Linked DNA regions of Homo sapiens: region 2 is linked to region 1. A link is a loop called in an ENCODE intact Hi-C map of the cell type or tissue named here. Cell type or tissue: heart right ventricle. All regions are shown on one strand. Each heading gives the region's core, and the rest is flanking DNA. Links, peaks and the distances in the headings are about the cores only.

The links. Hi-C counts contacts between places; a loop is a spot of excess contacts. Peaks named below come from ENCODE experiments on the same cell type or tissue, not always from the same donor. Only the 100,000 strongest peaks of a DNase experiment are listed, where the experiment ranks them.
Region 2: a loop joins it to region 1, with 9 times the contacts of the local background. A loop is called at or near these places in 54 of 110 quality-filtered maps.

What each region holds. Positions count from the first base shown.
Region 1 is chr5:145,824,617-145,827,419 of GRCh38, forward strand. The region is part of intron 1 of PRELID2 (PRELI domain containing 2); the gene reads right to left. Among named protein-coding and RNA genes, the nearest start is that of PRELID2, 9.3 kb to the right of the region's middle. In heart right ventricle, for the core only: CTCF peaks have their summits at 1,260 (motif pointing left) and 1,462; no DNase peak of the experiment used is centred there.
Region 2 is chr5:144,204,004-144,206,806 of GRCh38, forward strand. It overlaps KCTD16 (potassium channel tetramerization domain containing 16), which reads left to right. Exons shown (of 4, transcript NM_020768.4): 3 at 2,386-2,803. The coding sequence starts at 2,712. Among named protein-coding and RNA genes, the nearest start is that of KCTD16, 35 kb to the left of the region's middle. In heart right ventricle, for the core only: no CTCF peak of the experiment used is centred there; a DNase peak (open chromatin) is centred at 1,308; H3K4me3 peaks cover 611 bases; H3K27me3 peaks cover 1,963 bases.

The DNA.
Region 1 (2,803 bases), core at 162-2,661:
AGCCAGCGTAATGCCTGGCACATAAAAAGCACTCAGTCAATATTTTCTGGATAAATAAAAAATTGGGAATATAAACCTCAATGACCTCAGGGATCAATTTGGAAAATGAGCCTGCCTTCAGTCAGAAACCAATCTATGAAGAGAGCAGTGGCTCAGCTTTCAGCAACCTCAATATCTCTTCATGTTTCATGTTGGTAAACTCTGTCATTCACACTTCCATCCTGGAAACTGAAATCTTGATAACTGATGAAAAACTTGGTTTTTAAAAATCTATTTATTTATATATTCATTCATTCACTCATTTTAGCCCTAGAAAAAAAAATGCTTGGCTGGGCATGGAGGTTCATGCCTGTAATCCCAGCACTTTGGGAGGCTGAGGCGGGTGGATCACTTGAGGTTAGGAGTTTGAGACCAGCCTGCCCAAAATAGTGAAACCCTGTCTCTACTAAAAATACAAAAATTAGCCAGATGTGGTGGTGCATGCCTGTAGTCCCAGCTACTCAGGATGCTGAGGCAGGAGAATTGCTTGAACCTGGGAGGCGGAGGTTGCAGTGAGCCGAGATCATGCCACTGCACTCCAGCCTCGGTGATAGAGTGAGACTCTGTCTCAAAAAAAAAAAAAAAAAAAAAAAAAAAAAAAAAAACTTGGAACTACAGTGATTGCTTTCTTGAAGTTCAGCCCTTCCGAGTTACATGCCCATGACAGAGGGTCAGGTTTAGATACTCTGCTCCTCAGGAAAGGAGACTTTCGCTTACACAGTACCCCTAAAGCAAGGGAGATATTTGAGACTCACACAGGTCCTCTGAATTGTGATTATATGTGTATAAATTATAACTTGTACACTAAAGTAAAATGTGCTTATCTCGTTTACTACAGTTCTAGTTTGTTCATTACATACCCATAAATATATATTGACTGAATATTACAAATTCAACATAAGTTGTAGAAAGATAACTAAACTATAAAAGACGTTGAAAATGTAAACACCAGGGAGACATGATGATCAAATTTTTCAAGTTCTGATTACTTCACTAAGCTATCAGAGAAATTCTTAAACATTATAAACTCAAATACTTCACACTTACATAATTTTTGGAGTTGAACAGCCAAGAGCCTCAAGTTTCCATAGAAGAACAGTAGAAGAAAGTAGGGGTTTATTTGCAATAGCTAACTACCATACTATGAAAGGCACATATTTCAACCTCTTTAAAGATTTATTGAACTGAGGCTCCCCCTACCTGGCATTACTTGAAATGATCTGACGCCATCTTGTGGTAACCTGAATATTCATGTTTTAATTCATGAAAATTTACCAAAACTCCCATGAGAAAAAGTTGAAAGAGGGAAGGCTTCTCAGAGGTCAATACCAGGAACACTTACCTGGGAAGACAGGAGGCAGATGGCCAGGTTTTTCTGGACACCTTTTCAAACACAATCCAGTATGACTGCAGAATTGATCAAGCTGAATCAGGATCACACCCATCAAAGACTTAACTGAGCAGCTACTGTGTTCACGCAGGGTGCTATCCTAGAGAAGCTGCCATGCGCATGATCTCATTCAGTCCTTCTCAAAGCGTGGAAACCTATCAAGTATTAATATACAGAGTATTTCTGCTATAAATATAATAGTGTAAAGCCCGCAGACAAGCAGGTTCACATGGGATTCTTCAATCCCCATTTCATACTAGAGACTCTCATGAAAGCAATGTGATCTGAAGACCCAGATATCTGCCAAAAGCCCTTGTCTTTCTTGATCCTGGCTTAGCTGATCACAAACTGCAGTGTGCAAGAGAACGATCCCACAGGCTGCATACATATGCCATGTATGCTATACTACTTTATGGATGATTTAAGGGATTTTTAAAGGTATATTTGACTTCATTTTGCATTTCCTTATAATTTTTAATTTCTTCACAGAACGTGTAAACTAACTCCTTTTCCTTTCCCGAAGACATGAAACTACTACAAATACCACTGTATATATCATATGTATGTAACAGTCTAACAAGGGTAAAATGTAGACGTGCCTAAAGCTGTTGTATCTGCTTGCTTTAGTTTTTACATATTAAAAGATAAGCCAAGAACTCCATAATATTGGGGGGGAATATGCATTAAAGCAAACACATATATATAAAAAGTTAGAGGCAAGAAACTGAATCCATCTAATTACAGAATATTCAATATGTTTCTGGGAGAAGCTTCATGAAGATATAACATTTTGCATTCATATTTGCCGAGGGAAAAAAAAACCCATAAGCTTTCAGAAAGCCTACTCTTAAAAGAGTTATTAAAATATGAACTTTCCAAAAAGCTCAAAAGCCAATGCCTTTTTTTAATAACATTTGCTTCCCCTCTCAGAAACAGTCAGTGACATCCAAAGGAGTCACTGTCTACCAATTTACAAATGAGGTTACCAGAGAGAGTACAAGGAAGCAGGTGACTGACAGATCTGTCTGAAGAGTCCTTCAAAGAAGGCAAAGAAGACCTACAGTAAGTCTGGTATATTAACATACCCGTGTTATAAGCATTAAGGGAATCTGTTATCTAGGCTGCTGCCAAACATGTACATGCAAAGAGATGGGGCTGCTGAAAAGAGATTTGGTGTTTAGCAGCAGAAAGAAATCACCATGAGCTATGCCAAATTCCTTTTATGAGCTCCACACCATAGTCTATCTCAGAAGAAAAGCAAAGTTGATTTTATACCAAGACGAAACGAGTTATAAATTAATCAAAATTTCAATGATCAAGGACAAAACGTACTTAAGTTGAAAAGTATTTGGAATGGCTGTTCATTGGTCTTTC
Region 2 (2,803 bases), core at 108-2,607, 1.6 Mb before region 1:
GAACAGGTTAATGCATTAGTTAACGAAACAAAGTCAAATATAATCAGGTGTAGGAATGTTAGCTAACGCTCTGAATATGTTCAGTAACCCAATGCTTATTGAAAGAAAAGATTGTTAAAGTAGAAACTAATTTATCCTACTGTTGAGCGTATCTTCAAGCTAATTTTTTGGGCAAGAGTTGGCAATAAACACGTTTCTCATAAAATGTATATAATTCCTAAGTTCACCTCCATTTTTGTTTTTCACTTTTTAAAAATAGCAATTGTTTGGGATGGCGTGTGCCTCACATATATTATTCATTGACCAAGCACTATATTCTTATCAGGGATGTGAGCCCTAAGACACTGGTGTTTTAAAGGGGAAATGGCCGACTTACTGTAAGCTGTTGGCTGGGCCATTATTGACTGTCAGGCTCAACTGGAAGCACTTTGTTAGTGGATTAGGTTGCCCTGGAAATGCCTTCCTGAAACTCTAATGATGCACTTAAGGGAGCCCTCTGGAACAGGAGTAAAATGTCTTTTAGCAGCAGTGCCTTCCACCAGAGTCCTCTTGGGATGACTTGGGAGGGGCTGGGGGCACGTCCAAAGAGACGCGCAGTAAGGAAACAACCCCAGAAAAAGGTTGCAGGTATCAATTTCTTACAGGTGAGCTAAGATAATGACTTATGGATGTAAACTGTGGGCTTTCTGTGGGTGCCGGTGCTTCACGTCTTCATTTTGAAAGAGCATCATTAATTTCAGAGAGAGTGTTTATGTATCTACCTATTTACATATATATTCATATTTATTTATTTGCTAGGGGTTGTGGTGGCAGGCGGATGAAATAGAAAAGGAAAAAAAGGGAGAATTTGAGTGAATATGGTTTAAATCAAAGGATTAAAAAAAACACTGTGTAGTTTGAACACTGGGGTCATTTGGTGTGCGTGTCTGTGTTTTAAAACAAGCATTAGAGGGATATTTGCCCTTCAGCAGGAAGGAATTCCGTGAACGAGGAGGGGGGAGGGGGGAAGATCTGTAGATTTTTCAAATAAAAAGTCAGTTGTGTTTATCTCACAACTTACCTCTTGGGTAGGGGGCAGGGATTTGCTGTGGGATGGTGATGGAGGTAAAGACAAGGAAGAAGGAAAAGGCCCTTGGAAACTCCAGACTCCAGGACAGGACAGGGAGGGAAGTGGCTGCGCAGCACTGCGTCCCCGCCCCAAGCCCCGCGCGCCTGGCAATCGCGTGCCCACCGCCGGAGCGCGGCGTCCCCGTGCAGTCCTGGCAACCTGTCACCGAGGAGGACGTGACTCGGAGCTGCCTCCGCTTTCTCCAAGCCATATTCCTTTAAGATGATGTAATAGTCATTTCCCTGGATGGTTTCTTGCCTGCACTGCTGAAACAACAGCATCCGAACTGCACTGGGAACTGTGGAACCACCCAGCTCCGCCGCCAGAGAAGCCGGAGCCCCGGGCCCCCCGCCGGCATCTCTGCGCTGCGTTGGCCTCTGGCTCGCACCGGCTCCCACCTGGCTGGGAACATGGGAGTCCGTTTGCCCTTGCCGGCAGGTGGGGTGGCTACCTGGGACCCTAGCAGGGCACATCTCTCCATCTTTCTGCTTCTGGGCTTTCTGAAAAGCTTCTAAGTCCTGGTACCTCTTGCAACTCTCTTCTAAGGATCCTTTCCAAAGATTTCTTTTTCCATTTTTCTTTTCCCCTGGGGAAGCTTTGGTTGAATATTTTCTCTGCTTTACTTCTTCAACCCAACCTCCTCTCATCAGGGCTTAACTTTTTTTGCGACTTGTTTTAACTTAAGATACGGAATGAACACATATGTACCTACATACATACATAAATACAAATAGGCATTTATATAAATGCATATATATAATAGTTATTTTCCAAGAGCACACCTCTCTGGCACTTTTCATTGATACCTCGGTCGTTTACCTGTTTGGGATTTGACAAGATCCAGACTCAGTTTGGCTGTGGATTTTGATTGCTTTACAAATGGTTATTATTATTTTTTTCACAAGAACTGGGTCTCCAGCACTCACTAAGGTAAGCTCTAAGACTTATTGCTTTTCCTGTCCAGCTGAAAAAAAAATTCCCATTTGGAAGTTGAAAATTGCATGTTTCTTTTTAATGTAGACTTACAAGTAAATTGTTTTTCATACTAATTGCTGGAGACAGAGGCTTATAGATAAACATGTAGGCACAAAATAGCATGAGAGAAGCTATGATTTAATTGAAGAATGGCTGAGATCAGTAGTTCCAGAGCTGCTTATGTAAAATAATCTCTCTCTCCCTCCCTCTGTTTTTCCCTCCCTCCCTCTCTCTCTCTCCAGAGGACTCTTTTTCTGACTCATTCCAGGTTTGAGGAAATAATTTTTTCTCTTTTCCTTCAGACGGACATCTGAGTAACTGGGGAATTGGCCTGCCTTGCATGTGAGCTTGATGGAAGATTGGATATAGACGAGTTGATTATATTTTATGAAGTAGCAGCTCACTACCATCCACCATCCAGGGTTTAAACTACTTTTTCAGCATCACTTCACCTGTGGACTCTTATACATTTTGATTTCTTGGGGGAAAAATACTGGGATAAGAGGAGGTCATTTTTTAATAAGTTAGCATCCTTTTCCCTTTCTTACAAGTTGATCCAAAGGATAAGGCTGTGACTCCATTGGATTGCACCTTTAAATCAAAATAGCAGCAGCAGAAGAAAGGGACAATGGCTCTGAGTGGAAACTGTAGTCGTTATTATCCTCGAGAACAAGGGTCCGCAGTTCCCAACTCCTTCCCTGAGGTGGTAGAGCTGAATGT